5 separate regions of the Mus musculus genome follow, and all the other regions are linked to region 1. Evidence: chromatin loops called from intact Hi-C (ENCODE). Cell type or tissue: gastrocnemius. All regions are shown on one strand. Links, peaks and the distances in the headings refer to the core of each region. The heading gives the core; the rest is flanking DNA.

Region 1 (6,260 bases), core at 889-5,888:
TAAAAGAAATCAAGCAAGGCTGCAAAGAGACACACAACATCAGGAGATTCCCAGCCTCCTAGGTACAGATATTTTCTTTGGTATAATTTCCTAAGTGATCCAGTATAACAATTATTCCCATTTAGTTCTTACATTGAATTAGATCTTATTAGTCACTTAGACATGATTTATTAATAAAACATGCGGAAGAATATGTGTAGGTGATAGTTACTCTTATTTATTTTTTTAAATATAAAGGCTAGAGAGGGGATATATCTTGTCACTTATGAGCACTTCCTGTAGAGATTCAAGTTGTCAGGACCCTTGTTGGTAGCTCACAGCCACCTGTAACTCCAGTGCCCTCTCTGCTCTGCACAGGCACATACACTGCATATTACAAACACAGAGACAGGCTCAACCATCTGTAACTCCAGTGCCCTCTTCTGGTCCGCACGGGCACCTACACTACATAAGACACATACACAGTCATGCACATTTACATAAACAAAAAGACACCGTTAAAAAGAAATTTTAAAACAGGAAGGGAAGTGGACTTGACTATCTACAGTTTGGTATCTTTGGGGATCATGGATTCAGCTATCAAGGAACAACTATGCAGCAGACCCCGTTTTAAATGCCTCACAAGGGTTTAGTTCACAACTTCTTTGTCACCTTTGACCTCTTTCCTAAATGAGACTTTTAAATGCATGAACAGTAATAGAATTACGGAAGGAAGCCATACAGAAGAGGCGGTTTAAGCATGAGTCACACTGGTCACATATTTACTTTGTTATCAGCACGTTAAATTACCAGATGTCATAGCCCGTGTAGTGCACACTATATTTAAAGTAATGGTTGCGCGCCTACCAGTTAGGACATCTGCAGCAGCTGTAAGTGCTTCTGAAGCATCATCAGAGGACTGCTAAGACTGTTGGGGTTGAACTACTTCTATTTCTGCCTAGATACATAAAGGAAGATGCTGTGGTCGAGCAGGGCATGCAGAGATGAAGATACCACTTCAAGTTCACATAGTTCCTTTTCGTTACTAACGGCTTGCTCCTAAGCTCCCCACTCTCTATTCCTTCCCTCACAGAAACCCCTCTCACACGCAGACATTGGGCACAAAACAGACAAGAAAGAGGTTGGGAGGATGGAAGAGAGAGGAGTTGCCTGGATTGCTTTATGTCAACTTATAGAAGCTTAAGGTATCTGAGAGGAAGGAACCTCGATTGAGAAAATGCCTCCATACAATCAGGCTGTGCCCAAGACTGGAAGACATTTTCATAATTAGAGTTTCATAGGGGAGGGCCTGGACCCTTGTGGGTGGTGCCACCTCTCAGCTGGAGCTCCTGAGTGCTAGAAAAAAGCAAGCTGAGCAAGCCATGAGGAGCAAGCCAGCAAGCAGCACTCCTCCATGACCTCTGCATCAGCTCCTGCCCCCAGGTTCCTGCCCTGTTTGATTTTCTACTCTGACTTCCTTCCATGAACAGTGCAGGAGAAGTGCAAGCCAGGTAAACTCTTTCCTCCCCACATTGTTTTTGGTTGTGGTGTTTGATCGCAGCAATGATAACCCTAACTAGGACAAGAACAATCTGTTGTTCTTGTCCTCACCGGTTTTGGGTTTCATGCAAACAGTAACATTCCATGTACCTGACAGTGGATGGTGGCTGTTTTTAGACTCCCACATCCAGACTCATGGTGTCTGCCCAGACACAGCAGCACCGCTGGGCACTGTCCTCTTGGCTGCCACAAAAAGGTATCAAAGGTTTGGCGGTTTAAAATAGCTGAAGTGTGGGGCTGTGGAGATGGCTCAGTGGATAAAGCGATTGCCTATAACCTCATCACTGGTGGGAGGCAGAGACAGAGAATCCCCGGAGCAAGCTGAGTGGCCAGACTAGCTGAAGCACTGAGCTCCAGGGTCAGTTGCAGTATGTGGACCTGGGTTTGGATGCTAGCACACATATGGCAATTCACAACCTTCTAATTCCAGTTCCAGGGATCCGACACCCTTTTCTGGCCTGTGCAGGCACTGCATGCATGTCAACCACATGCAGGCAGGCAAAGCACTCATACCCAGGACCAGCTAGCTGTCTTACCTTCCTGCTGCTGTGCCTTCCCCACCGTGCTTGACACATCCCGGCTCCCCCGCCCCCCTTTAAACTGTGAACCAAATTAGGTTGCCTTTGTAAGGGATTTGCTGAGAGTGGTTCTGCTGCATTCCAGGCAGGTGACTTGAGCCTCCTATTTCCTTATCTGTAAAATGGGCATAACAAGGGCACCTGCCTGGCCAGGTGTGGCCTGGATCGAGTGAGATGCTGTAAAAGCGTGTGTGGGTGGATGGGTGGTGGTGAAGATGATGTTGATGATGTTGGTGGTGTAGTTGCCCTGGTTATTAGTCCAGAGGACTCACCATTGCATTGATTACAGTACAGAAAGGGCTCAGCTTGCAAGGACTAACCAGACTTGGCTCTTGCAGGCCAGAATCTAGTATATGGCACGGAGATGCCTGGCAGCTGCCAGGAGTCCAGAAAGTAGAGTTCTGCAACTGCTGGGAGGGATGGTTGAACGGTTCACCAAACAACACTGGCATCAGGTAGCCTTTTGCCCCCACCTCCAAAGAGGTAGAAAAGGTGACAATAGAGGTTTTCCATTCCGTTTTTTGTGCCTGCGATGTGCGCACAGAGCCTCAGGAGGTAAACAATCCACCTCCACCAGCTTATCTACCAACTACGTTTTTTTCCAACAGTGCCAGCTTTAGAATCACAACTGCAACCAGGACCCTCTAGCATCCTGTGGAAGTCACTACCTCCCAAGCCCTTAAACCTTTGAAATGGCTTGTTTAAACGCGTCGACATCCTTCGGGTGCCTGCCTCCAGGAAGGAGGGAGAAGGCTGTGCAGTGATTGGCTAGGAAGTGGGCGGAGCCACTGCGTGACTGCTTGTGTTCCACCTCCTGTAGAAGTCCTGGCTGTCCGCAGGGAGGAGGAGGGGACTAGGGCAGCTCCACTGGGCGTGTTGCCTAGGGACACTTAGAAGATTGCAAGAGATTTTAATTTCTTGCTTAAGAGTCAGGGTCAGAGTCCCGTCTTATCTTAGTGGTTTCTGTCTGAACCTTCCAATGCCATCGCCCTACCTGTAATAGGTCGATAAAGTTAAATGGGAAAAAAAAAGAATTAGCTAATTATTTAATAAATGAAGCTGTTGCTTGCAGGTCACAGTCGACGATCCTGCTGTGTCATCCGTGGAGGGCTGAGTCAGCCCTGCCTCAAACCTGAACCCAGTGGACCGGGATCTGTACGAGGCTCTCTAGCTCCACCGTCTGGCAGGGGAGCGCAATGAGCTTTGCGACCGTGAAACCGAGACACTGTTAAGGATAAAAACAGGACTAAACCTCACCGAGTAGTTCATGTGTCCCTTTCCCTTTAACTCTCTATCCTCCAGCTAGATCCGTTTACCGGAGATCTGGGTTTCTGCTGATTGCTTTACAGAGCCCTCTGCCCCCGTGCTCCCCCAGGACTTCAGGCACGCCCTTGGCCAGAACCCAGGCGCCGCCTAGGCTCTCTCTTCACTTCCTGCCTCCTAACTCTCAAGAGGGGCGGAGCTGCTTTCTAGAAGGCAATTTGAACCTGGGCTTTTTTTTTTTTTTTTTTTTTTTTTTTTTTTTTGGTCATCACAATAAAGGGGAGCCTTACTGGCATTTAGTGGCGCTGACCCGCCATGCTGGACATCTAGTAGGATAGTTCATATTGTCTTAGGAGGTTTTTCAGATATCCTGCTGGACATTTGTGTAGGTGAATGCCATGCATTAACTCTCAGAGCTAGGACCAGGTCTATTCCATTTATAAACATAAAGGACTTTCTGTAAGACCCTCCTTTCTCTCTCCCACCGTCCTTTACTTCATTTCTTGCTACCATTCCCACCCCGTTCTTATTTTCTGCGACAGACTCTTGCTTTGTATAGTCCAGAGCTAGGACCAGCTCCATTTTATTTACAAACAAGTTTTTTGAAGGTCCTTCCTTCCTTCCTTCCTTCCTTCCTTCCTTCCTTCCTCCCTCCCTCCCTCCCTCCCTCCCCCTCTCTCCCTTCCTCTTTCCCTCCCTCCCTTCCTCTTTCCCTCCCTCCCTTCCTCTTTCCCTCCCTCCTTTCTTTCCTTCTTTCCTTCCTTCCCTTATTCTTTCTATGGAGCCCATGCTGACCTGAAACATGTAATCCTCCTGCCTCCGTTTCTTCCCAAGAACTGGAACTGCACTTATCACCGTAGCCAGATGAAGCTTTTATTACAACAAAATCTATACAATATTCCAGGCACCGTTTTAGCCATTTCTAAGTGAACAACATCAGTGGCTGACTTGTATTCAGAATGCTATGAAACCATCGTTTCTGTCAATCTCCAAATCTTTTCCATGACTCCAAACAGAGACAGGGTAGTCAGTAATCAGGAACTCCCATCCTGCCTCCTCTAGCCAGGGCTTCCTCTGATCTACTTTCAGTCTCCGTGAGCTTGTGGGTTCTCAGTACCTCAGGTGAGTGGATGCGGGCAGTGTTTGGCCTTTGTTTTGTTGACAGCTTAAAGGAAAGTTGCCACCACTGCAGATATAGCTCCATGCCTGCTGTTTGAATCATAGTAAAATACAAATGTATCAGTCTGCGCTTATAGCTGTCTCAAGCCACATGGCTGCTTGCATCTGAAACAGGATGTTTTATAACATAACTGTCCGAATATTCACATATCCGAATATGTATTATTTTGTATGTTCTTATTTACATTTTTATACTAAAACTTGTATGTGGGTAGCATACTGATTTAACTTTAGTAAAAGTACATTACAAAACATTTATTACAGAAAGAGACACAGGGTGTGGTGGGGCTAAAATTTCCAAACAACCAGTCCTGAGATCTGGGGTATATCTCTGGAAATGGCATGCTATTAACTTCCTACGACTACTACCTGTCTCTGGAAACCTGCATGGTTAGTCCTCATTCCTCAAGCAGTAAATCTCCAAACTATCTCTTCTGTTGACTTTTGGTCACTCTCTGCTTTCTGTGGCCTGGGAAGTACAGTCAGTCAGGGGCCTTTATTTCTGTGTTGTCAGTGTTGGGCACTGTCCTTACTACTACCATTCCTGGCTCACAATAGGCACAGGCATTATAAAGAATTGACAGGGAGACTTTATTTTTTAATATTTATTTTTCTTTTAAAAGATGTGTGTGTGTGTGTGTGTGTGTGTGTGTGTGTGTGTGTGTGTGTGTGTGAGAGAGAGAGAGAGAGAGAGAGAGAGAGAGAGAGAGAGAGAGAGAGAGAGAGAGAAAGAGAGAGTCCCTGCAACTGGAATTAAGGCAGTTGTGAGCTGTTGTGTGAATGCTGAAAACCGAACTTGGGTCCTCTGCAAGAGCAGCATGTGCTCTTAACCACTGTGCTATCTCTCCAGCCTGAGAAAAGATCCCTTCTAGGCCCACAATTAAAGCCAGCAAGTCAAATAATGTGTGTATACATGCACACCCGTACACACACACACACACACACACACACACACACACACACACACTCATGACTTGAAATAGTTTTCTGCTCTTCACCTGCTGAGCACTGTCTCCTCATGAGGACTGCAGGCTCATCCATGCAGAGCTCCAGATGAACTCAGGGCTTGGCAAACGCTTAGCATATGCTCTGTGTCGAACTGAACTCCCAGACTTTAAAGCTGGGTTTTCAGCATCCAATAAAACAACAGACCCCAGCGCAAGGCCCCTGCATTTCACACGTGGGAACCGGAACCACACTACGCTTGCTTCCCACTGAAATTTATCTGGTTGGGAACACTTGAATATTGATTTTTTTTTTCTGCACAAAAAGGCAGGAAGTGTTACATATATTGTTTCCTAGCCAGCCACCTCTTTATTATTCCTGTTTCCTTGGCCTCAGAGTCTTTCTTCAGAGTGCATGATGCCACGCCTCTTTAAATGAACTCCAATTTGCCAGGTGGTGATGACACACACCCTTAATCCCAGCACTCAGGAGGCAGAGGATGGTGAATCTCCGAGTTCAAGGCCAGCCTGGTCTACAGAGCAAGTTCCAGTAGCCAGGGCCACACAGAGAAATTCTCTCTTGAAAAGCAAACCAACGAACAAACAAAGCTCCTATCTGGTTGCTAAAGATCAAGCACTATTTCTTGACTTTACAGTGGTGCGATGAGCTTTCCATGCGACCATTTATTTATTTTTTCCTATTCCTATAGAATGTTCCATAGGTTCTGTGAAATCCTTTGTTAGATACAGGGCTTTG
Region 2 (6,260 bases), core at 366-5,365, 140 kb before region 1:
CAGTGAGACCCTTTATAAACAGCAAAATAAAACAAAATATTAATTGTCCCTAGGGTGTTATGGTCAATATAGCCTTGGCCTTTGTTTTCCAAACACTCTACTTTAGTTCACTGAAATCTGAGCCTACAGCCCAAACAAGTAACAGTATCACAACTGCCTTGCTCTGTTGCTTCTTCACACACACACAGAGCCTGGGCCTGTGTCACATAGCAAACCCCAAGCCAGCAAGGGCTACTGAGTGAGACCCAGTCTGAAATCACCAGTAATACTGATGGTGGTGATACAAACATTTCTTCTGGTGTGTATGCAAACAAACCACACTTCACATCTATGGGTATCTTAGTCACCAACCAAGGATGTTTCTACTTTCACTTTTGAGATAGGGTCTTAGGGTGTGGTCCTGGCTGGCCTGAAACTATGTGGACCAGACTGGCAGCAAACACAAGATACTTGCCTGCCTCTGTCTTTGCTGGAACTAAAAAGCCCATGTGCCACCACATCTGGCAGATTTTATATTTTTAAATGGTTGAAAACTAAAATATTCCACGGCACTAAAAACACACAGAAGTGTAGCTATAGAGGTTTTTAATTTTGAAATTAAAAAAACAAAAGAAAGGTCTTTCAAGGCTGAAGAGATGCCTCTAAGGACCCACAACCATGCACAACTCCAGTTCCAAAGGATCCAACACTCATTTCTAATTTCCAGACACCTGAATGAATGTGACGCATATATATACATTTAGCAGACACATAAAATATTTTTTCCCACCGAGCAGAGGTGGTGAATGTCTTTAATTCCAGCACTCGGAAGTAAGGGCAGGTGGATCTCTGAGTCTAAGGCCAACCTGGTCTGCAGAGTGAGTTCCAAGACAACCAGGGCTACACAGAGAAACTCTACCTCAAAAAACAAAACAAAAAAGTTATTTTCAAAGTAATTTCTTTTAAACTCAGAATTGGTTTCTATCGATGTGTGTATTTATAAAAGCTTTACAGACTACAACTGTCATAATCACACTATAAGAATCAGGACACACTGCACTGTCCATTTGTCTTGACAGTCATTCTTAATTCAAATTTGATTTCTCATAGGTTACAAACTCCTAAGAAATTTAGATGAAAAGACTAGAGATTTTTAGATTATGTTAAAAATTTTTTACAGGCTTTATTCTAATATCCAAAACCAGAACACTGAGTTTTAACTAACAACAACCCTGTCAGCTTGTGTCCTGTCAACTGCAACACAGAAGACTGGGAATCGGGAGGAGGGAGAGCAGATAGGAGAGCAAAGCAGAGGTGCTTTAGAAATCCTAGTAAGCAACCCTGTAGTCAGAGCCAGTGCAGTGCAGTGCAGTGCAGTGCCATGCTGTGGTAAGCTGCATGTAATGTACTAGCATTTAATTCCCACCACAAACAGGTACACCTGTTTACATTAATACAAAGACTTAACAGATGAAAAATCTAAGGCCAAGAGGCCAAGAGGTCAGGTATGAACAAATCTTCAAACATGTGCATAAAATAAAGATAAATATCAAGAAAAATAAGTTTAGGTCTTCCCACTGGCTCAGAGGACCTCATCACTAATAGGCAGATATGTGCCTCAGAAGCTCCAGTTAACAGCGTCTAAAGAGCAAATAAACAAAAGAAAGAAAAGCCCGCTGGATAACTAATCCAAAAGATTACACCACTGATTTCCTCACAAACCCTTAATCAAAGGAACACCTCACGTGCCTTTATAGGAACAGCAATTTAAGCATGCCATGGTAGCAACCTACACTCCCAACACTTAAGCTAGGTGGAGGCAGTGGATCAGGAATGCAATGCCATTATTTCCTGCAAAGGATGTTCAAGGCTAGCCTGAGACACTCAAAAGTCAAACAGAAAGGAGAAAGGAAATTACAGTGAATTCTTTCTACTTGGATCTTTTTTAAAATTCTTTTTCCTCTTAATTTTGGTAGGTAAAACATCAGGTAGGCATTTCCTGACCTGGTCTGCAGCCATACTTAAAATTCAATTCCTTGTTTCCATTACACTTCTCAAAGGAAGTTATGTTTCAAATAACTCTGTGAATGTGTTCTTACTAAATAAGGGATGAGAAGAGTCAGAACTGTCCAGCAGCAGAAGAATGCATTCTGAAGGCAGCCCTGCCAGAAACATGGATGGATGGACGGACGGATGGATGGACGGATGGACCAACATACAGAAGAGTAGTAACAAGCTTGTAAAAACAAACCCAGCAGGAGAAAAACAAGAAAAACTATAGTCCATCTGCACATCTCTGAGTGAACTACAATTGAGCAGAATGTTGTATGAGCAGCTAAATGGATCTGGCAGGAGTTTACAGAAAGCACTCAAAGTCATATGGCATTTCAAGGTGATTTCCTTCTGGGGCAGGTAAAGAAAACCAGGGTTGCAGGCTAAGCGCCTTGAGGCTTTCCTATCCTTGGCAGCTGAGCAGGAACCACATGAAGAGATGACTGGGTTGGGGGCTGCTGGTGAGGTGGGATGTTTTTCCAGAAGCCAAGCAGACAGTGTTTTGGAAAAGCAGTAGCCATAAACTGCATTTAAAAGAACTTAAAAATATATGAGCAATGGGGGCTGAAATTTAATTTTAGGCTTGATGACATGGAGATTTTCTGTGTAACTCCACTGGACTAATGTCTTCAAAATAAAAACAATTGTTTCCGATGGCCTTATTTCTGGGGGCTGTCAGGTGAAAGGATGCTCCAGAGGGAAACTATGTAAGTGCCAACTACAGACTCACTCCCATGGCTGCTGTCAGACATCATTTTTCCTGGATGCTGACCTGAGATACCAGTTCTCTGCCACATGGATTCCAGAAAAGTTCACAATCATGGTAGCTGGTCATGAAAATGAAAGAAAATGAAAGGGAACAGCACAGACCTTTGGGTAGCCTCATCTGTAAGTGTATGTCATCACTTCTGTCATGCTTGTACTAGTCAGTTGTTAGGTGTGTCATTCAAGGGAGAAACTTATACAAAGAGCAGAGCAGCAGAGGGCAGTGTCCATTGGAGCCATGTTAGAGGGTGCCCACTATAGTTCCTTGGTCAGCACAGAAAAACAGTTAAGAACTTCATGGCCACGAGGTAACTTGACTACAAGCTAAAGAGAGAAGCCTAGAGCAGTTTCATCTTTGAGCTTCAACAGCCCTAGCTGCCTCCCTGCCTCACCCAACTCCTGTGTGCACAGGCCTGTGTATCTGTTGCTGTTATTTAAGAGGACCTAACACAGGGCCTTGCAGGACCTCACAGGACCTATGAGGCAGACACTCTACCATTTAGTTACTACAGTCCCAGATCTCAAGCTACTGGATTTTTAATCCCTGCTTCAAAATACAAAATACTCATTAATCTAACCACCTATAGACCACTATCATTTCCACCTAGGCCAATCAATACCGGTCCCTTCTCCTACTCTTCAGGGGGCTCTCAACCCTGTAAACAAACACTAAAGCAGTCAACAATGTCATCTTTCCCAGCTACTACTGTGTACCTGCCAAGTGCGTCTCACGGCTTAGTTGGGGCACTCCTCCAGGGTTTCCAAGGATACTGAACTCTCCCTATTATGCTGTTGGACACTTCAGAGTGTTTAACACGTGGGTTTAGATCATCATTCACTACCACAAGTCAATAGTGCTAAGGTACTTTGCACATTCTTTCAAAGCCTGTTTTGATAAAAAGTGATAGGAAATCTGTATTAGTTTTCCTACCTAGTCTAATTCTACTCTTGAACAAAACAATGTTGTTTTCACCCACATCAGTAATTCCCAGGATATTTTCTTCTATGGTAATTTTACTAACTGCTGAATTCTAAATGTCACCAAACTCAATTCAAAACACAAGTTTAGGCCAGGTGTGGTAGCAGACATATATAACCGTAGTATCAGTGGTCTAAGGGAGGAGAATTACAAGTCACAAGCAGCCTAGAACATATAAACTGTCACAAAAACTCCACAAAGCAATTTAAACTCAGCTTATTATTATTTTCTGAGACAGAGTTTTACTATTTGGCCCTGGCTGGCCCGGTACTCACTATTTTAATCATACAACCAACAGTAGCCTTGAACTTTGCAGAAATCCTACTGTCTCTACCTCTTAGGTGCTAAGTTTTATTGCTGTTTTTTAATTAAAAAAAAAAATGTGAGCCAGAGCTACAGAGAAACTGTGTGTGTGTGTTTGTGTGTGTGTGTGTGTGTTGCTTACATGTAGGTTTGTATACCACACACATGCAGTTACTTTTAGAGGCCAGAAAGGAGCATCAGTGTTCTTAACCACTGAGCCGTACACTAGCCCCTGTAGCTGAATTCTAACATTTTGAATTACAAAACTCAATAAGCTCAATCACTCTTCAACAATATATCTACAGTCAGAAAGGAGGCAGAGACACAGCTGCTCAGCAGGGTGCATAAATCATCCACTGCTGAACAGAGGTCTATGCTCAATGATAGGCATACCTCGTACTGTGCAATGTGAAAATACTTAATGACAGACAAATCTTAAATTACCAAATGTATTCTAGCTCACAAAACATTTAATTAGGGTTAAATAACTAAAAGGCTTCCCTACATACAGGATACATTTTACCTCCAGCCCCACCTTCCTAAAGATAGGCATTCTATTTTCTGAGAATAGAGATTAAGAATCCCTGGTGAGGGCCAGGTGTAGTAGAACACGCCTTTAACCCCAGCCCTCTGGGAGGCAGAAGCAGACAGATCTCTGAGTTGAGGCCACCCTAGTCTTTTAGAGAAAGTTCCAGAATACCCAGGACTACACAGTGAAACCCTGTCTCAAAAACAAACAAACAAAACCTAATATGTATTTTGCTATAAGATTGCTATCTCACATAAAAAACCTACAAGCAAATACAGGCTACTTTACTGGCTTCCCATCACCAAAGATGCAGATTCTATATTTACAGTCTAACAAAAGATAGCACAGGGACACTTGAGGCATTTCTAGGGAAGAAAACACAGACTAAGAAGGTAAAGGGAGACCCCTGCGGAGCTGGATCTCACTGAAGTATCAGAATAAACTGCTATGTAAGCTTTGTGAAGGGCACTTCAATTTACTTGGAAAAGAAGGTAGAGGATCGGAGAATAAATTCCTATGCAGCTGTGCTGCTGGCTGCCTGAGTTCTGTAAACTTGACTGAAACCTAGAGCTATTTGGGAAAAGGGAACATGACTCTTGTCATCTATGAAGTTTACTCTTGACAACCGCACACAACACAGATCTCAGTCTGTAGTGAGGCCCCATTCTTTAGCTATGAGCCCTGAGTGCTGTAGACTGGACATAGCTGGCTAGCTTCAGGGTTAGTGTGGGGCACAGCCTGACCTGGCTTGTTAACTTCTCCCTGTGTTCTGGAAGACACTGCTTTTGTTGTTGCTGCTTATGATGCAGTTGAAGGGCTGAAGATCTTGGTGCTATCCTTGCTGCGTTTCTCCCTTTCTCAGTGGTATGCTTTTGTTATGCTCTGTAACTGAGATGGTGGTGCAAGGTGAACCTTCTCAAACTGTAACTTCCTCTCTTTTCTTGTCTCTAACATTTGTGCTTTCTGGAGATCCTCTAACATGGTTATTGGGACTCTGGACTGATCTGATTCCCCCTTGTCTCCCTTTTTTGTTCTAATTTTTTAGAGAATTCTTATAACTCTTACTCAGAACTATTAATTCCTGTAACTGTTTCTGCTTCTGACAGTAGTATGAATGTTATTAAACCCTAATTCAAACTAAAAAATATTTGTATTATGTGAAATAACTAAAAGGAATTTGACCGTGAACTTGAATGTGCTGAGATGAGTCCTTTACCAGTAATCCCTGTTGAATAATCTGGTCTGAGTATGCATGAAATAATATTATACCCTACAAGCAAGAGAAGATCACTATGAATATAGCTGCTACCACAGTTAGGGTTTCTATTGCTGTGATAAAATACCTGACTGATTTGTGAAAAACAGTTGTGTTACATGTATTGTACAAATATGAAAACAGAAGCAAATACTTTAGAAGTCAGAGCAGCATTTCAAGGTAAGGCTAGGTCAAAATCAAAAATGTATTCATTTCAAAATATGTTCAAAAAGAAAACCAACCAAAACTAAATCGAAGATTAAATACTTTGAGAGAGAGACCCTGGTCAGAGACAGTTCCTACTCAACACAGCAACGGAAGATCACCAAGGGCAGGTGAAGCACAAGCATGTGAGCCAGGCATCATGGATGGCTCACACTTAGAATCTCAGAACTGAA
Region 3 (6,260 bases), core at 893-5,892, 120 kb before region 1:
GGTAGACAGCTTATGTTCTAGACACCACACACCCGTTCTCAACATTCAGGAGACCTTTGTTTGATAAGGGAATAAACAGTGCAACCAAGAAATGTTTTCCAAGTAGAGAGCACTTTCATAACATGCCAAGTATTACACAACCGCACAGAACCGAGGATCCAATACCTGAGTGCCTACTACTCAACAGGTAATGGAGTTACAAAATCAGGAATTCGAGACTCCTCCCTCCAACACAGGATTTATTTCCACAGAAAAGCAGCACCGATTGACCATCACTGAGTCACTCTAAACCCTTTAATTCTTTCCAAGTTTCCAGTCTCTCATGTGAGAAAGGAATAAGGACCACCAGAAAACAAAGGTAACAGAGGCTGGAAGCACAAGTGTGCCAATGACTTTCTACAGGACTCACCACACCACGCACACACTGGAGACAAATGTCACCACACAAGCATCTCCTAGTCAACAGTCTTTGGCCTACCACCACCTGAAAAGAAATCCTCAGCACAGCACTCTATGGCAGCAGAGGAGAACCACAAGGAAAGGTTCCACACCTAAAGAAAGGGGTACACATTTTCAGACAACCAGAAATACATACTCTTCTTTGACTTCTATTTAGAAAAATCCCACTAACTTTATTGGGGAGGCAGAGGCAGGCGGATGGATCTCCGAATTCAAGAACAACCTAGTCTACATAGCAAATTCAAAGCCAGCTAGGGACAGACAGGCAGACAGACACAGACAGACAGACAGACACACACACATCCTCTCCCTCTCAAATACACACACATACACACACAGAGTCCACAAACTATATTAAATATTTCTGAGCAAAGAATCCCTTTTGAGATTATTTGTCTCTATCACAAAAGATCACCTCAGACTGCACGCAAGACCTTGACATTTCAAAACTTTAGATACGTTCTGAAATAAATTAGCAAGTTTCTATCTCAAAAAAAGTCCCCACAGTAATTTGTTCTATCTTATCTGTCTTAACCACACGCACAAATCCCTGCAGCACAGTAAAGTGAATCATGTGGACCAGCAGCCATGTCGACCAGTGCCACATCCCAAAGCAGTGGAGTTCAAAAGAACCAGAGCCCCCCACAGAGTAAGAGGTGCTGCTGGGAGCGGTTCTGAGCTAAGAGCTGCTGGCCTCTGTTTCTCTGTTTTATCGAAAAATAACACATAAACATGAAGACCAGTCATTTATATGTAGAATGTATGTAACAAAGACACCTTAGTCACACAAACCTTAGAGCACTGACTGCTGGACATCTACTTCATTAACTCAATGAAAAAAAAAAAGATAAGCAAGACATAAGAAGATATACAGACTTTTCAGAAAGGTGATTTTTTTTAAAGCTATCATCCCACCTCTCAGAAAGCAAACACAAAACACTGAGTTCCTTCAGCACCCAGGACTTTTAAGTCGATAGTCGTCACTGTTAAAATGTCTTACCTTCTGCTACGTCATCATCTACTGCTCCTTTCACCTGAGAAAAACACCACTGAATATCATTCCCTCCTCCAGCTCCTGGAAGAAGAAAACATAGCAATTAAAACTGAGCTCTGTTCTGTTTACGCTTATAAACACAGAGATGGTTCCCGAGGCTGGCATCATAACTCCCTATGTAACTACCACTGAGCCCACAGATTTGGAACCAAATTGGCCTCCAATAGTTGGTAGTGTATTAAAAACAAGTCTGCAGGTACGAAATATCCAAAGACATACAGCCTACCAGTAATTATCATCATACAGATATTTAAAACCTCACTTCCACTTTTCCCTCTCCTTAAAGACAGTCAGAACCTTTCAAGTTAAAACCTACCAGGAAAAAACAAAAACAAAAACAAAACCAACCAAAGCACCAAAGTTAGTTTTCCTTTAAATGTACAAAAGGCCTACAAAAGAGTTATAAGGCTAAACTACCATGAAATATAGAACGAAGAGAAAACTTCGGGAACATTACTGCCTGAGAGGATGATTCATGTGGACTAAGCAAACACAACACCCATTTCTTTGCATTCGTTAGGAGCAAATCACTGGTTGCAGACAGAGGAAAAGGGGCGGAAATGCACGCCTGGGAAGAGATGGTCAAAGGAGGCTGCTCCTGCCACATTCACCTACTGCATCCAAAGGACCCAGAAAAAAGCAACCTTATTCGTTGCTCATCTCCTACAATACAGTTCCAATTATCATTTCATTGTTCAGCAAGGTCAAAGGGCAGCCTGTTTATATAGCAAACTGTAAACCAGTCCAGCATAACTTCTTTAAAGGTTCTATTATCTATGCAAATATTGAAAAGAAAGGAAAATTGGTTTAATCTCCGACACTCACTGCTCAGCACTGAAGAGGAAATGGGGGGATGGGGGCACCCCGGGATTTCTGGAAAAGAAACTCAATCTCAATCCAGAATTACTCTATGAGAGGAAGGGCTTCAAGACTAAATTGTACAAAGATAACCGACTCTCAAACGACATTAAACCTCGCTTTTCCTTTACCCATTCCTTGCTAAATTATTCTCAATCAGGCTTTCTCCCCCCGCACCCCCCCCGTCCCCCCTCAGCAAGGTTTTATAAAATCCCTCTCCCTTTGGCTATTTATATCGGCGAACTCCACAACTATTTTAACTCCAAGAAACCCTTCTGGGAAAAGGACATCTGCCCAAACGCTACCGTGCAAAATGCAAAGTTTAAATTACCTTTCTCTCCCACCCAGCCCCCACCCCAATCCTTGCAACTTCTATTAAAGGCTTAGCATTCGTGAGTGGCAAAAAAATAAGACACGGGAAGGGAGCAAAATCGAAAACGAAATTCAGGCTTACACCCTCAAAACCTGACCTACCCCATTAATGTTTGTGTGGTGCTGGGGGTTGGGGGGGGGGTGACCGTGAGTTGGGGGGGTGGGGGTATGCCTCCATTGTATTTTAACTTGCAAAGCTGTCTTCCTTCTTATCGGTCCAGAATACATTTCTACAGAAAGGTTCTCAGTAGACCGGGAAGAGGAATGAATATGTAAGGAAGAGCGGAGGGAGCAGGGTGCAGAGGGGACCCATCTGCACGCCTGCACCCGCCCCACCCACGCCGTCTCCCACCCCCAACGCACCCGTGCCGTGTTCCTGTAGTGCCAGGCCCCGGGCCCGGCCTCCAGGCCCCACAGTCCCAGCTCAGTGCCAGGCCCGCCCGCCCGCCCCACACTCGGCCAGCGCCCCAGGCCGAGGCCCCGCCACCACGGTCGCTAGGGGGTGACGGAGAGCGCGCAGAGGAAGCGGCACGGCACCCTGTCAGCCGCCCAAGGGCCGTTTCTTCTTTACCTGCCATGTCGCGCTGCAAATGGTGACCCTGCCGGGCTCGTCGGGGTCTCCGCGACCGGGGCTCAGCCCCCACACCTGGGGATGGGGGGATCGAGGGCGCGGATGGAGGCGGATGGCACCTGAGGGGGGAGGGGACCGGGACCGGGGCGGAAAGGAAGCGGCCCGGGTGGAGCGGTCGGCAGGATGGTGGCGTTCACTCAGGGGCGTCCCGTCTCGTGCTCCTTCTCTCGCGGTGGAGACGGCAGCGGCGGCAGTAGCGGCGGCGGCGGCGGTAGTAGTGGCGGCGGCAGCGGCGGCTAGGACAGCGACGGCGGCCGCGGCGGCAGGGACAGGCGACTCCACTTTCAAAATGGCGCCCGCTGGCTGGCCGGTGACGTCACTTGAGGGGGCGGAGCGTCTTTGGGGCGGGTCGTGCTGTGTTAGCCACGCCTCCTTCTTGTCTTGCTTTCGCCCCGCCCCGCCCGCTAGGATCCTTGAGAAGGTCCCTGTACAGAGCTAGAGCTGCACTTAGTTTGCTGTGGCTGTGGGCTGGATGTGCCAAGCCGCGGTGCCCAAGTGGCCAAGGCCTGGCCTGTCTGCACCTCTCACTGTCCCAAGCCGTAGAGCCAAGGCCGGAACTTTGGGATGGCCTCATATGTTCACTTATGCTCAACCACATGGTGAGCTGGCCCTCTCGAGAGAATACCCCTTTTGTTGCTCCAGTGACCCTGTGGGTGAGCCCCGGAGGCACCAAAATTAAGGGAGAGTGATGCATACTTGCCACTGCCTGCCCAAGGTGAGAGTTCACTGAGCCCAGAAGGACACAACTGGACTGGTTCCATCTGGGTGAATTAGGTTACCTTCCCATGGACTAGAGCCCTTGGCTACTGCGAGCAGTTAAGAATAGCTCGCCACAGAAATTGGATGTTGTGAATGCCGCAAAAAGTAGCCAAGGTCTTTTCAGATAAAAGTGGTAAAATCAATGATTAAGAAGGTATGTTCTGCTGGGCAGTGGTGGCATACACCTTTAATCCCAGCACTTGAGAGGCAGAGGCAGGCGGATTTCTGAGTTCAAGGCCAGCCTGGTCTACAGAGTGAGTTCCAGGGTAGCCGGGGCTACACAGAGAAACCCTGTCTTGAAAAACCAAAAGAAGAAGAAGAAGAAGGAGGAGAAGGAGGAGGAGGAGGAGGAGGAAAAAGAGGAGGAGGAGGAAGAGGAAGATATGTTCTTCTGGCCGTGGTGACACATTCCTATAATCTCAACAGCGCTTGTATTCATTTAAGAGGTTCTAGAGTTCAAGGACAGCTGAGTTTGAGGCTAGCCTGGGCTATCTATAGAAGACTCTGCCTAACATACATACATCAAACACATGCAAAAAATTAAAATAAATCCATTTAAATGTAGCCTCTTCCAGTCAGACTCTCTGACATTCCCCCCCCCCTTTCCTATTCACCTTTAACTAGGTCAAATGCCCTTTCTTAGTAGTGCCAAGCTCTCCTCCTAGAGAGAGGGAGGGGAAGGAGGCAGAGGCAAGCAGATTTCTGGAGGTCAGCCTGGTCTACAGAGCTAGTTCCAGGACAGCCAAGTCCACACAAAGAAACTCTGTCTTGAAAGACAGAAGGAGGGCTGGGTAGATGGCCTAGTGGTTAAGAGCACTGACTGCTTTCCCAAAGGTCCTGAGTTCAATTCCCAGCAGCCACATGGTGGCTCACAACCATCAGTAATGGGATCTGATTCCCTCTTCTGGTGTGCCTGAAGACAACAACAATGTACTCATCTTAAAACAGTTAAAAAAAGAAAGAAAGAAAGAAAGAAAGAAAGAAAGACAGGAGGAAGAGGAGGAGGAAAGAGAACAACAACAAAATGTGTCAGGTCCAAAGGAAACTTCCCAAACTGCAAAAGGCAGTTCAAATATCCAGAAATGAGCTCAGCCTGGACTATAGGAGGATTTCTGGAAGTTAGATTAAAAAAAAAAAAAAAAAAAAAAAAAAACAGCATTCTTCAGGAACTTGTGAAGCCAGGGGCCCTCTACCAAAAATGTCATTTCCCTCACTTCTGGCAAAAAGGAGATATAGCTACCTACGTTGCCTAACTGTATATCAAAGCACATGCTGGTATCCCAAGATCCTGTGGCACATTTCAGTCCACGCTAGTGTCCTGCCCTTCTTACCTCTCCTCTACTGTAAACTCCAGCCCTCGGGTGTTTCTCTCCCAAGCTACTCCTCCTTATGACCCTGCTATTCTGGCTGTTTCCTCTATATTTTATCCTCTGCTATTATTCTTCCCTCTCCGGCATGTTCAGTCTGTGCTCTGGACTCTTCCAGATGCCTCTGGCCACTCTCTCATATCTACAACAAAACCCTCCCCTTAACCAAACTATGAAGCAGTCATGTTGTCAGTTTATACAAATAGTCTCATAAAGTATAATGCACTTTTCTGTTTTCTTAAACCACATTAAAATGATCTCAGTCTGTGTCTGTTATTAGACAGAATTCTTTGAGGCTAGGAAGTATGTTATTCATCTCCCTATCACTAGCCACATAATTCATGGGACTAATGGATGAATAAATAAGTCTTCTGGATTGGGAAGAAAAACCACTTAAATGTTGGCTCCTTAAGGTTTGCTGAACTGTAAATATTTTCTCTCTCTTTTTTTAACTTTTAAGATTTCTTTAACTTGTATGAGTCTTTCGCCTGCATGCATGTGTGTGTACCATGTACATGCCTTGTGCCCTCAGAAATCAGAAGAGTGTGTCACACCCCTGGAACTTGAGTGACAGATGGTTGTGAGCTGCCATGTGGATGCTGGGAATTGAACCTCAGTCTTCTGCAAGAGCAACAAGGGCTCTTCACTGTTGAGCCAACTCTCCAGCCCTCATTCTTCTTAATGCCAGGGGAAAAAAAAAGAAAGAAAGAAAGAAAAGAGGCATTTTAGAAGTCATCTTGGTGATCTCACCTACATTTAT
Region 4 (6,260 bases), core at 366-5,365, 72 kb before region 1:
TTACTGCCCAGGACCTATTTTTAAGAGCACGCAGATTCCTATCCACCCCAGAAGCCATTCCTGGCTTGGCTCCCTCTACTGTTAGTTGATATATACCCACAGAATGCCAACGCGTTTTATTATTAGCCTGTGAGAGACCCAATTAAGAAGGAACCACAAACGTTTTATTTTTAAAACTAGGATGTGCATTGGTTTCAAAAGCAGTTTAGGAATGCCTTCTGCAGAGAATGAATGGAGTCAGGTCCCTTGCATTGTGGCTTTCTTTAAGCAGAGGATACCAGTGCTAGGGTTACCCACTGGTCTTAGTTACTTTTCTATTGCTGTGAAGCACTCAGGGAACCTGCCTCAGCTGGTAAATCTCTTACAATGTGAGGATGAGTTCAGGTCCTCAGCACCTACATAATTCCAGAAAAGCATGCCGGCTCATCTGTAATCCCAGTGCATGGGAGACAAAGACAAGGGATCATTCCCAGTGCAAACTGTCTAGTTTGGTTAGCCACATAGACAAGCTGAGAGACCCCGTCTCAATGTATAAGGTGGCGAATGACTGAGGGAGACATCTCAATATTCAGCATCAACCTGTGGGCACCACATGCATACCCACACATGTATATGTGCATCTATACATATGTGAACATACATACATGCATACTGCATACATGTACACATACATGCACACACACACATACATGATGAAAAGTCTAGGACTCAGCATTTAGAAAACAAACTAATGTAGAAGGTGATAGAACCTTTGGGAAGTGGAGCCTAATGGGAAGTCCTTAAGCCCCCTGGGCTTGTAACTTTGAGAGAGATTATGGCACGTTATTATTCTCTCTTCTTCCTCCTTTTCCTTGTTTTCCTCTTTATCCTAGCCTTGGGGTAAGCAGTTTACTTGATCACACCCTCTCCACCAGCATCTCCTCATGACACCCAAAGCAATGGGCATGTGTGATATTGGACTCAAACTTCCCCAAAGAATCTTTGTTCCTTATAGGTTTGCAATCTCGGTTTTTTTTTTGTTTTGTTTTGTTTTGTTTTGTTTTTTTTGCTTAATGAAAAATGGAACATTATTTCTTGACTCTGGACAAGGCCAGCTTCTGTAATTATTTTACTATAGACAATATCTACATAGCTGCAACAATTATATTGCTTTAGAGTTTACATTAGGACTTTTGTTGGGGATGTGGCTCAGTTGGTAGAGTGCTTGCCTTGAATGTGAAAAGTCTTGGGTTCGAGTCTTAACAACACATAAACTGGATGTGTTGGTCTGTGCCTGTAAGCTCAGCTCTTGGGAGGCAGAGGCAGAAGGATCAGAAATTCAAGTCATCTTGTTTATCTAGTGAGTTTAAGCTAGCCTGAGCTACATGAGACCCTTGAGCTACATGGGGCGGGGTGGGGGGAGGAGAGAGAGAGAGAGAGGTGGAGAGATATACATATGTCTCCGAGTTAAGAGGGCTTGCTGCTCTTCCAGAGGACCTAAGTTCAGTTCCTAGCACCCGTATCAGGCAGCTCACAACTGCCTTTAACTCTAGCTTCAAGAGATCCAACACTCACTTCTGGCCTCCACAGATACCCCCAAATGACATCACATATTCTTTCATATTCATGCCTCATCCCCTCACTCTCCCAGGCCGGCTTCAAAGTCACTGTATATATAAAGGATGGCTTCAAACTCCATATCTTTTTTTTAAAGATTTATTTATTTATTTTTATCTATATGAGTACACTGTAGCTATCTTCAGACATACACCAGAAGAGTGAATTGGATACCATTACAGATGGTTTGTGAGCCACCATGTGGTTGGTTGCTGGGAATTGAACTCAAGACCTCTGGAAGAGCAGTGATCTTGTCCGTAGGTCTAGTATTATAGCCAGCTAGACAGATGGATGTCACTTGCTACATACTTGCACTGTGCCCAAGGAAGTTCTCCGACTCTCAGACTTCCCACCTGAAAAGTGACAGTAACTATATTTACCAAGCAGCAAGATTGCAGATAAAAATTCAATGAAGTACCTAGCTGGCCACAGAGGAGTGCTCCAGAAAGAGATGCTGTTTTTATGAATATAATTGTCTTAATTTTTTACAAAGAGATTTCTATAATGTCTTAATGTCTCTCTAGAGCGTTCAGGTTCTAGCATTTGTACTGTCTTCCAGTTATTAGGTCCAAATTAGCTATGTAAGTCAAGCCTGCCTCTTAGAGACTATTATTTCTGACTAAAGATATTTAAAAGTTTGTTCCTTTAATGAATTGCATGATTTCAAGAGCTGACAGCTCTTTGATCTAATTTTCTGACAGATTATGCAAGAAATAAATATTGTATTGAAACCCTAAAGCTAGTCAATTCTTGCCTCTCTCCTTCTTTCTCTCTCTCTTCTTTACCCCCGCCCCCCTCACTGCACCTCAGCTCAGCAGCTTCAGAGATAGAAGACACCCCAGGGGACCACAATTTATTTCAGATTTGGGCCCAGACGGCCGGATCTCCAAGATGTTTGTGTTGTACTTGTTGGTCTTGGCCTGGCTTATTCCTTACCTGTTTCTATGGCATTCTCTCTATCAAACTTCTTCTTTATGGTGTCTGGCACAATGTGGGATTCCAAATATGTTCTGTGGGCCAGATGGCTCACGAGGGGAAACTGGGGTCAAACTGGACAACACTCAGGGCAAAGAGGCATGACTAGGGCTTTCTCCAGCTGCAGGCAGCAAGGCAGATGGGGGAGGGCTCCGGGATCCCATGGGGTTTGGCTAGCTTGGCAGTTCTCTTTTTGTCCTCTCTCCAAAAGATGCTCCTGGGAGCCAATGGGCAAGCTCTCCGTGTTCATTTTGTATCCTGGGAGTGAGCACAGAGGCTTGGCAAGGGAACATTAGACCCGTAATAATAATGCAGTTCTCTGACATTAAAGTGCAAAACTATTTTCCGTGACAGCTTAAAATTAATCACCGCCGCTTGCTGCCATAGATACCTCTCCTTTAAGCAGTGCCAGCATTAGGACAACTATGAAGGCAGCCACATGGCTCCCAGGGAAAGTCAAGAAATAAGCAGAGAGGTTCCACACAGCTGATTTTCTACACATCTGCTTTTGTCCTGGTGAGGGGTGCTTTGTGCAAACACAGTGTGCTAAGACACTGGCAATTGATCATGCGAGCGAGCTGCCATTGACAATTGCGGTGAGATTATAAATGCATCTGGAGCTCTTAGTGACATTGATGAACCACCAGAGCACTCCTGCTGTGCACCGGAATGCTCCGGAAGTTATTGCTCATTGGCTTTGAACTTGCAACAAGGGAGAAGAAAGAAGCCTCTGCATCCATCACTTTGTCTTGCTGGCGGAAATGAATAATCAAACAAGCAAAGGCAACCCAGATAAGCCCCGAGTGCAATTATTCAGAGCAGAATTAGCTCTAACTGGTATTAATATTGTTTTGGAGTGCTGGGGATTGAATCAGGGTCTGAGCACACCAGGTAAACCCTTCAGGCAAACCCTTCACCACTGAGTTACAGCCCCTGCTTATTTCAATATTTCTCTTCCCAAATCAATTCATCTTTATGCTAATGAGTTCAAATTGTCTTGGAGGCTAAGTGATGAGTGTGGGACCCCTCCCTCACCTTTCTGAGTCCCTCTCTGGAGAGATAGCCGTGTTCCTCACTTGTGTCCTTTAAGGAGCTGTTCATTTTTAATTTTTGAGACAGGGGATCTTTATGTAGCACTGGCTGTCTTGGAACTCACAATGTAGACCAGGCTGGCTTTGAACTCACAGTGATCCTCCTGTCTCTGTCACCCAAGTGTCGAGATTAAAGGCATATACCACCATGTCTGGCAAGAATTGTTTTTAAACTGGACATGATGGCTCAAACCTGTAATCCCCAAATCAGAGAGATGGAGGCAGGAGGATCAGGAGTTTAAGGTTATCCTTGGGTACATAGCAAGTAGAAGGCCAGCCTGGGCTACATGAGACCCTGTATCACAAAGCAAATAAGGGGCCTGGAGATGGCTCAGCAAGTAAGAGCACTTGCCTCATAAGCCTGACAAAGTGAACCAGTGCCTGAAACAAAGGAGAGGTGGAAGAGGACCAACTCTGGAGAGTTGCTGCATGCGTCTCTGGAGAGTTGCTGCATGCGTCCCATTTGTGTGCGGTGCTTCAGATCTCACTGCATTCACATACATGCTTGCACAAGAAAGATCAAAGACAAAGTCTGAGGCCAGCCTGATCTACAGAGTGAGTTTCGGGATAGCCAGGGCTACAGGGAGAAACCCTGTCTCATAAAATAAAAAGCAACAAGAACAAAATCAGAAACAAAAGAAATGACTTGTTCGCATGCAGCCTGGATGTGTTTCGTGGTTTTGATATTTCTCTCTTTTACAGTTGGTTCTTGTAACCCTCTCCACAGCAGGACCTAGAGATCTGCAGTGTAGTTTTGAATGGTACATGGTATTTCTTGTTGTTCATTCACGTCTCTGTGCTGCTCACTAATGACTCTGGCTACTTAGGGATTTTAGCTTATTTGGTTTGCTATTCCAAACAACCCCAGTGGCCACATTTTTGGTATTCTTCTCTCTTTATTTTCTCCTTCTTGCCTCCATGTAACATCCCTGATTGTCCTGAAACAGGACAGCTCTGTAGACCAGGCTGACCTGCAAGTCACAGAAATCCATCTGCCTCTGTCTCAAGAGTGCTAGGATTAAAAGCTTGTGCCATCACACCTGGCTTGTTACTTGTCTTTTATGTACACTGTGCAATCTTATCTGTAAGATAAGTTCCTAGAAGTGTAATATGCAGGTCAAAGGGGATGCGAAATTTAATCTCAGAAGGTTATTGTGAAATTGCTTTCTCCATAAACAATAAACATACCAAATACTTTCTCCACGCCATGGACTGTGAGGGCATGAGGGCTAGAATTCTGTGTGGTCCTTGGGGGGGCTGAAGAGATGGCTCAATGGTTAAGAGTGTGTGTTGTTTTCCCAGAAGATCTGGGCTCAGTTTCCAACACCCACACATTAATGTACAAACTTCTCTGAGTCCAGTTCTGGGGGATCTGATGCCCTCTTCTGATCTCTGAGGACAGCAGGTATACATGTGGTCCATACACACAGGTGCAGACAAAATACCCAAATACATAAAGCGAAGGGACCGTGAAACAAGATGTATCACTGGTTGAGAAAGGACCTTTGTGGGTCTAAATTCAGGAGAGACAATGAGATACTGGGTATGTGGTCTCCGTTCTACCGTGGCTGCTCTACTTGGAGTGAAAAGCAAGTCAGTGACTCATGCTGTGTGGTCACTAGGCACAGAGAATAAGCCTTAAACACCTTAACAGGCAAAAAAAAAAAAAAAAAAAAAAGAAATCCTTGGCGCAAAAGTTAATTGACACAGTACACAATAAATGTTTGCTGGTTTGGGGGAGAGATGGTTTGTAAGTATATAGCTCCTGCTCAGAATGAGAACTTTTTTTTCACTATTGGAATCTGGCATGCCAAGCCGTGGCTAGAATTGCCATAGTTCTCAGCTCCTTTATCCTCCCAGCTCCCCATCTAGCCCCCCCCCTTATTAACTAGGGTCCCCTAGGATGTATGGTTTGTCTAATCTATGGGTCAGAAGAACTTACAACGTGCCTAGATGGGTCAGAGTGTGTTGAGTAGCTACCAAAGCTAGTGTGACCTGTAGCAACATCTTGGGTGTGTACCTGTGACCGAATCAATTCCGGTTTTTCAAGTAGCCAATCAGGGCCTGGCATGCCTACGTTAGGCAGTATATCTTTTCCCTCTGGAGGTATCTGTTTGTCTAAGAGCACCAGACAACTACCCAGTCTCAACTGTTCAATGGATGCTGGTTCTTTGGGGGGCAGGGAGAGCGGCATCTGAACCTGTCTACTGCTGTTCTTGCTTCTCCACAGCCTCACTGCTGCTGGTACCATCAGGCTCCCCTCACTCCTGCAGACGCTTACTAGCTATGCTGATGGTGCCTGGGTAGAGTTCTCTCGGTCGGGTGTGCCTGGGCTGTGGTCTCTGACCTTACCGCTCTACTCTGTAGCTTCTAAACTTATGGATATTTAAATGCAAATGTTGCATTTCAAACATTTATTCATTCATCTATTTGTCTATGTGTATGGACATACATATGTCATATAAATTGTGTGTGTGTGTGTGTGTGTGTGTGTGTGTGTGTGTGTGGTGTCAGAGGACAATTTGCTGGAGTCAGTTCTCTCCTTTCACCATGTGAGCTCTAGGGATCAAACTTGGTTGTCAGCCTTGGCAGCAAGAG
Region 5 (6,260 bases), core at 559-5,558, 230 kb before region 1:
TTCTATTCTGCACATAGTTTTCTGTGCAGTTATAACTGTGTGAGAGGGAGAAACTGCCCGTAAGTATTGCAGCAGGGGACTCAAATAAACTTTTTTGAGAATTGGGAGTGGGGTAAAAAATTTGTCCAGTAACAAGAAAAAACTGCATGAGGGCTGGAGAGATGGCACAATGGTTGAGACCATTTCCTGCTCTTCCAGAGGACTTGGGTTTAATTCTCAACATGGCAGCTCACAACCATCTATAACTCCAAATGTCCTCTTCTGGCCTCCACAGCCAATGGGCATGGATGTGGTACACAGACATAAGTGCAAGCAAAACACTTACACACATAAAATAAAATTTTTAAAAAAGGGAATCTTTTTTTTAACTTGGAAAAGAAAAGTGAATTGACAAGATTGAGCTATAAAAGGGCATAAAGAATAAAACCACGTATTAATTGTTTTGACACAATAAAGTAAAAATACTACTAAAAACAGTTAAAAATAAAATGGGAGAAGAGGAAAGAAGAAACTAGCGAGGAGCATCAGCCCAACTGTGCACTTTGCCCTTTCTGCAGTCATTGCCTCTACTGAGCCACTACCCTGCAGATCTGATGGCTCCCGGAGTCGCCTCCTCTTTATGGCTTGCCTTCTTTGTACACTGGGGGCCTCTGCTGGCCACACGTAGCTTTGCAGTGTGGGAGCTGAGCAGGTGTCTGTGCTCCAGGACAGCCTGACTGTAAGCAGCCCCTGGGGTAGTTCATGTTCTAGCTGTGGGGTGTATCCTGAGTATACACTCCAGTGGGAGAGCAACCACAGCGCTGAGATATGTTCAAGCCGAGACCCCGTCCTCATGGCTCACAACTCGCCAAGTACAGATCTCCCTGGGCCGAGGTCAGCGGTAGGTATAGAGTATTATACCTATATAGGTTGTATAGGTAGGTATAGAGTATAGGTGACTCTGGGAGTTGACCTACCTGCTAACCTCTGGCTGAGGGTTGTCAAGTCAAGAGTTTTCTCTGCTGATGGCCACTGCTTGCTAAGCTCTTCTCTGTGCCTCCTGCCCCTGTGCGTCTCAGCCTAGTTTCTTTTCAGTGTTACCTGTGTCTTCCTGTTTGTGTACACTCCCCCCCCTTTGCCGGGTGTATGTGTGCACTCACATTCGCGTATGTATGTGCATGCATATTTGTGTGTGACTTCATGTGATATGTCACAGTGCACGTGTGAGGATCACTTACCAGCTTGGGGTTGGTTCATACTTTCCACACTGTGTGATACACAGTGCTTGCTCGCTGGTGCCTAGCTGGCCCACACACTTCCAGGGATTCCCTTGTGGCTGCCTACCATCTTGCCTTGGGAGTTCTTCAATTACAGAAGCACTGTGGTGTCCTGCTTTGTGTGGGTACCGGGATCCAAACTCAAGTCTTCACACTTGCACAGAAAGTGATTAACCCACTGAGCCATCTCCCTAGCTAGATGCCGTTGGTCTCATGCCAATTCTTTGCCTCACCCAGCTTCCATGGAGACTCTTCTTCATATATGTGTGTGTGTATATATATATTCTTTTATTAGATATTTTCCTTATTTACATTTCAAATGTTATCCCCTTTCCAGGTCTCCCTTCTGGAAACCCCCTATCCCATCCCTCCTCCCCTGCCTCTATGAGGGTGCTCCCTCACCCACCCACTCCCACCTTCCTGCCCTGGCATTCCTCTACACTGGGGCATCCAACTCCCTCAGACCTAGGGCTGCTCCTCCCACTGATGTCCAACAAGGCCATCCTCTGCCACATATGTAGCCAGAGCCATGGGTACCTCCATGTGTTGGTTGGTGGTCCAGTCCCCAGGAGCTCCAGGGGATCTGGCAGATTGACACTGTTGCTCCCTGCATGGGGCTGTAAATCCCCCAACCCCTGCACCTAGCTCCTTCAGTCCCTTCTCCAACTCCTCTATCGGTCCAATGGTTGGCTGCGAGCATCCACCCCTGTATGTCAGGCTCTGGCAGAGACTCTCGGGAGACAGCCATATCAGGCTCCCATCAGCAAGCACTTCCCGGCATCCACAATAGCATAATAGTGTCTGGGTTTGGTGACTGAATATGGGATGGACCCCCAGGATGTAGAGAAAGTGGAACACTCCTCCATTGCTGGAGGGATTGCAAGCTGGTACAACCACTCTGGAAATCAGTCTGGTGGTTCCTCAGATAATTGGACATAGTATTACCGGAGGATCCAGCAATACCTCTCCTGGGCATATACCCAGAAGATGCTCCAACTTGTAATAAGGACACATGCTCCACTATGTTCATAGCAGTCATATTTATAATAGAAGCTGGAAACAACCCAGATATCCCTCAACAGAGGAATGGATACAGAAAATGTGATACATTTACACAATGGAGTACTACTCAGCTATTAAAAACATTGACTTCATGAAATTCGAAGGCAAATGGATAGAACTTGAAAATATCATCCTGAGTGAGGTAACCCAATCACAAAAGAACACACATGGTATGCACTCACTGATAACTGGACATTTGCCCAAAAGTTCAGAATATCCAAGTTTCAATTCACAGACCACATGAAGCCCAAGAAGAAGGAAGACCAAAGTGTGGATGCTTCAGTCCTTCTTAGAAGGGGGAACAAAATACTCACAGGAGGAAATATGGAGACAAAGTATGGAACAGAGCTGAAGGACAGGCCATCCAGAGACTGGAGACTCTTCTTAACAGCACTTATGAAAGTCTTGCTCTAGAGGACCTATCGGTGAGGCTACTTGTCCATGGACAACAGGCTAACCTGCAGAGCCTGACTGCTCTCTGTGATAAAGCAATTTACTGCCCTCTTAACATAAGCAAGGGCCTTTTCCCCTACACATCCTCGCCAGCAGGAGGAGCAAGAGCACCCCACTGTTTTATTCTTACTCACTGGATTACTGGCTCAGTAGCTTCTCTTGGACGTTTACTGCAGTAGAAAATAACAGTTTCGTCTCCCTTCAATGCTATCCTTACTTATCCTTATCTTTTCTCAGGATTGGTCTCTGTTTACATTTTAGGCAGCTTTGTTCTTCCCTAGTCTGTGTGCTTCGGACTATATAAGTGCACTGGCTACTGTTTTGCCCTTGAGCAGAGGTTTTGATATGTAACAACTGTCGTGACTTTATTTCTAAGTAATTCAATTTTAAGTCCCCCTGCCCCGTCAATTGGTAGGAGCTTTTATTTCATATTCATTTGTTGCTTTATATACTTGTTACTTTAAACAACTCAAAAGTATACACTAATAAAAAAATCAAGACAATCTCTCATTCGTGTGGCTAAATATAAAAATTTCATGTTTACCTCCAACTCTTTTTACAAGAAGCAAACACTACGAATTCTTATAGGCTTGTTCATAAATTACTCTGGACATTGTCATTATTATTCGTTGTTACTTGCTGTTATTTGGTTGTGATCATCCTGCATTTTTAGAATTGAGATTTTCTTTGATATCTGGTGATCAATTTCTTTTTTAAAAAAAGATTTATTTTTATTTATGTGTATGTATGCGTGTGCATACGGAGGGGTGCCCAAGGCCAGAGAGGGCATCAGATCCCCTGGAATGGGAGTTACAGATGACAGGCACAGTGGGCGTGCTGGGGAATATACTAACCCTGGTCTTCTGGAAGAGAACCTGTGTCCCAACCACTGAGAGATCTCCATGGCCCCAGGAGGTATAGTTTTAAAAATAGATTTTTAAAAAACTTGTAATTTTAATCTTGAATTCTATTTTTGTCCGGTCTGAACAATATTTCCTTAAAAGATCCTTTTCATACAATTTAAATTTTTTATATTTATTTCTTTGCCACGCTGGGGAAACCCCAAAGCTGTGCCCACGTAGTTAAGAACTCTTCGTCTGAGCTTCACACCGAGCTTCCATCAACTGACAAATATAAATTATAGGGTACATACTTATGGGGTACCATGTGACATTCTGATGCATGATAATGTGAGGTACCTTGTCATGTGTGATGTAGACTTTTTCTACAGCCAGATACTCTTGGATTTCAGAGAGGCATTTAAGAAAACATTTAACCTCACTTCCATTTATTGAGATTCCTGGTGTGGTTAGCACATTCCTAATTTTCTTTTATGTTTGATTCTTACTGTACTTTTCTCTCCCTCTTTTCTGACTTTTGTCAGATTACGGTGCTCTTCTAATGACTTGGACGTTCTGTGTTACGGTTCCAGTTTTGTGCTGGTACCCTCTCACTTTAAACTCCGGGGTGTTTTGTTTTAAATCAGGATCTAGCGATGATCAAACTATGCCCATCCTCTTGGATACCCTGCCTGGGGGTGACAGGGAACCGAGCATCCTGAGCAAAGATGCTGTGCCCGCCAGTGTGGTTCTCAGCCGCATTCGACAAAATGAAAAGAGAAAGAACCAGGAGTCAGGCAGCAGGTTTGCCTTCTGGCTCACAAGTGGGGTCCTGGTGGCCAGGAGCCAGGAACCACCAGGAGGCTACGGGAATTACCAAGGCCCAAACTGAGGACAGGCCATAAGTTACTTGTTTTAACATGGCCTGGGAAGCGTGACTGAGAGGAAATGACTGTTGAGAAGAAGGGTTTTCCCTCACAGCATGTCACCGGGGGCCATCTGGTCGGGAGGCAGAGAGAAATGGAGGCAGGGAGCTTTACTGTGGTTAAGTGGGAAAAGCAGCACGCACTGAGGACTGGCAAGCCTTGGCAGCTTTGTCCACTGCTGCCTGGGGCCTGGCCTAGTGATGATTAGGGCAGAGCTGGATAACCACCAGTGAGGGGGCACTGGGTGATGGGGATACGGACTTTGGATCAACTGGTTTGAAAGTTGAAATCCAAACCTTTTGGATTGTCTCTAGGGAGCAGCTGGCCCCGAGAAGAACAGTCTTTCAGGATCATCAAGGCCCCAGATGGAGCACCATCCAGAAATAAGAAGGCAGTTACTATAAAAGTCTCATTAAAGTGGGAAGGCTGACGAGGACACAGGGGCAGGCAAAGATGCTGCAAAAACGGAGTAAAAACTGGCTGTGGTAGGGGCCTACTGTACTGGCTGGTTTTGTGTGTCAACTTGACACAGGCTGGAGTTATCACAGAGAAAGGAGCTTCTGTTGGGAGCCGCGCCCAGTTGGGGAAATGGCTCCATGAGATCCAGCTGTAAGGCATTTTCTCAATTAGTGATCAATGGGGGAGGGCCCCTTGTGGGTGGTGCCATCCCTGGCTGGTAGTCTTGGGTTCTATAAGAAAGCAAGCTGAGCAAGCCAGGGGAAGCAAGCTGGTAAGGAACATCCCTCCATGGCCTCTGCCTCAGCTCCTGCTTCCTGACCTGCTTGAGTTCAGTCCTGACTTCCTTTAGTGATGAACAGCAATGTGAAAGTGTAAGCTGAATAAACCCTTTCCTCCCCAACTTGCTTCTTGGTCATGATGTTTGTGCAGGAATAGAAACCCTGACTAAGACACCCACTTATTCTCTAAAAGGGATCTTGGGAAATAGTAAGCCCACAGGGGCTGAGAAGATGGTCCTGTTGGTCCTGCATGCCTCGTAAGCACAAGGACCCGAGTTCACCCCCAGGAGCCCAAATAATAGGAAAACAGAAGTGCTGGTGTGTGTTTGTAATCCCAGCTCCAGAGAGGCAGACAAGTGGATCCCTGGGGCTTACTGGCAAGCTGACCAAGCCTAACTGGTGAGACTCAGAGCAGCGAGAGACCCTGCCAAAACCCAGAATGGCTAAGTCATGAGGAATGGCCCAGGCTTGAACTCTGACTTCCACATGTAGACAGGCACCTACACACACACATACAGACACACACCACCACCACCACCACCACCACCACCACACACACACACACACACACACACACACACACACACACAAAGCAGGCCACAAAAGACCAAACTCAGCTCCCCCCACCTCAGGTCACATAATAGTAATATTAATAGTGACAGTAATAGTAACACAAGAACAAATATTTCCAAAAGAGTTGTTATTGTTGTTATTTTGGGTCTTGGTTGGTTGGTTTTTCGAGACAGGGTTTCCTTGTGTAGCTCTAGCTGTCTTGGAATTCTATCTGTACACTAGCTGGCCTTGAACCCAAGAAATTTGTCTGCCTCTGAGTGCTGGGATTAAACGCCACCACCCGGCTACAAAGGGCATTCTTACTTAGTGGATTTACACAGAAAATCTCACGAATAAGGGCAACTTGCATCACACTGAACAGTCACTCTTAGAAGCTCATCTCCATTTTGATGAACAAAACCACAAAAAGATCTG

Evidence for each region. A loop is a pair of places that touch in the nucleus more often than their neighbours do. Peaks named below come from ENCODE experiments on the same cell type or tissue, not always from the same donor. Only the 100,000 strongest peaks of a DNase experiment are listed, where the experiment ranks them.
Region 2: a loop joins it to region 1, with 5 times the contacts of the local background. A loop is called at or near these places in 22 of 42 quality-filtered maps.
Region 3: it touches region 1 in a loop (7-fold over the local background); 18 of 42 quality-filtered maps call a loop at or near these places.
Region 4: it touches region 1 in a loop (2.3-fold over the local background); 3 of 42 quality-filtered maps call a loop at or near these places.
Region 5: a loop joins it to region 1, with 9 times the contacts of the local background. A loop is called at or near these places in 9 of 42 quality-filtered maps.

Annotation. Positions count from the first base shown.
Region 1 is chr14:67,185,609-67,191,868 of GRCm38, forward strand. It overlaps Gm30438 (a long non-coding RNA gene), which reads left to right. Exons shown (of 8, transcript XR_874742.2): 8 at 3,190-3,604. Among named protein-coding and RNA genes, the nearest start is that of Gm30806, 13 kb to the right of the region's middle. In gastrocnemius, for the core only: a CTCF peak has its summit at 3,297 (motif pointing left); DNase peaks (open chromatin) are centred at 2,928, 3,307 and 3,479; H3K4me3 peaks cover 1,371 bases; H3K27ac peaks cover 2,044 bases.
Region 2 is chr14:67,047,666-67,053,925 of GRCm38, forward strand. The region is part of intron 2 of Ppp2r2a (protein phosphatase 2, regulatory subunit B, alpha); the gene reads right to left. Among named protein-coding and RNA genes, the nearest start is that of Ppp2r2a, 22 kb to the right of the region's middle. In gastrocnemius, for the core only: a CTCF peak has its summit at 2,995 (motif pointing right); a DNase peak (open chromatin) is centred at 3,539; H3K27ac peaks cover 4,395 bases.
Region 3 is chr14:67,068,776-67,075,035 of GRCm38, forward strand. It overlaps Ppp2r2a (protein phosphatase 2, regulatory subunit B, alpha), which reads right to left and starts at 3,696. Exons shown (of 10, transcript NM_028032.3): 1 at 3,315-3,696; 2 at 1,460-1,534. The coding sequence starts at 3,321. In gastrocnemius, for the core only: a CTCF peak has its summit at 3,257; DNase peaks (open chromatin) are centred at 2,376, 3,308 and 3,696; H3K4me3 peaks cover 3,503 bases; H3K27ac peaks cover 4,093 bases.
Region 4 is chr14:67,113,785-67,120,044 of GRCm38, forward strand. No RefSeq gene overlaps it. Among named protein-coding and RNA genes, the nearest start is that of Gm52123, 31 kb to the left of the region's middle. In gastrocnemius, for the core only: no CTCF peak of the experiment used is centred there; a DNase peak (open chromatin) is centred at 2,734; H3K4me3 peaks cover 382 bases; H3K27ac peaks cover 1,744 bases.
Region 5 is chr14:66,952,661-66,958,920 of GRCm38, forward strand. No RefSeq gene overlaps it. Among named protein-coding and RNA genes, the nearest start is that of Gm24258, 15 kb to the right of the region's middle. In gastrocnemius, for the core only: CTCF peaks have their summits at 650 (motif pointing left) and 2,862 (motif pointing right); DNase peaks (open chromatin) are centred at 647, 1,836, 2,858 and 4,531.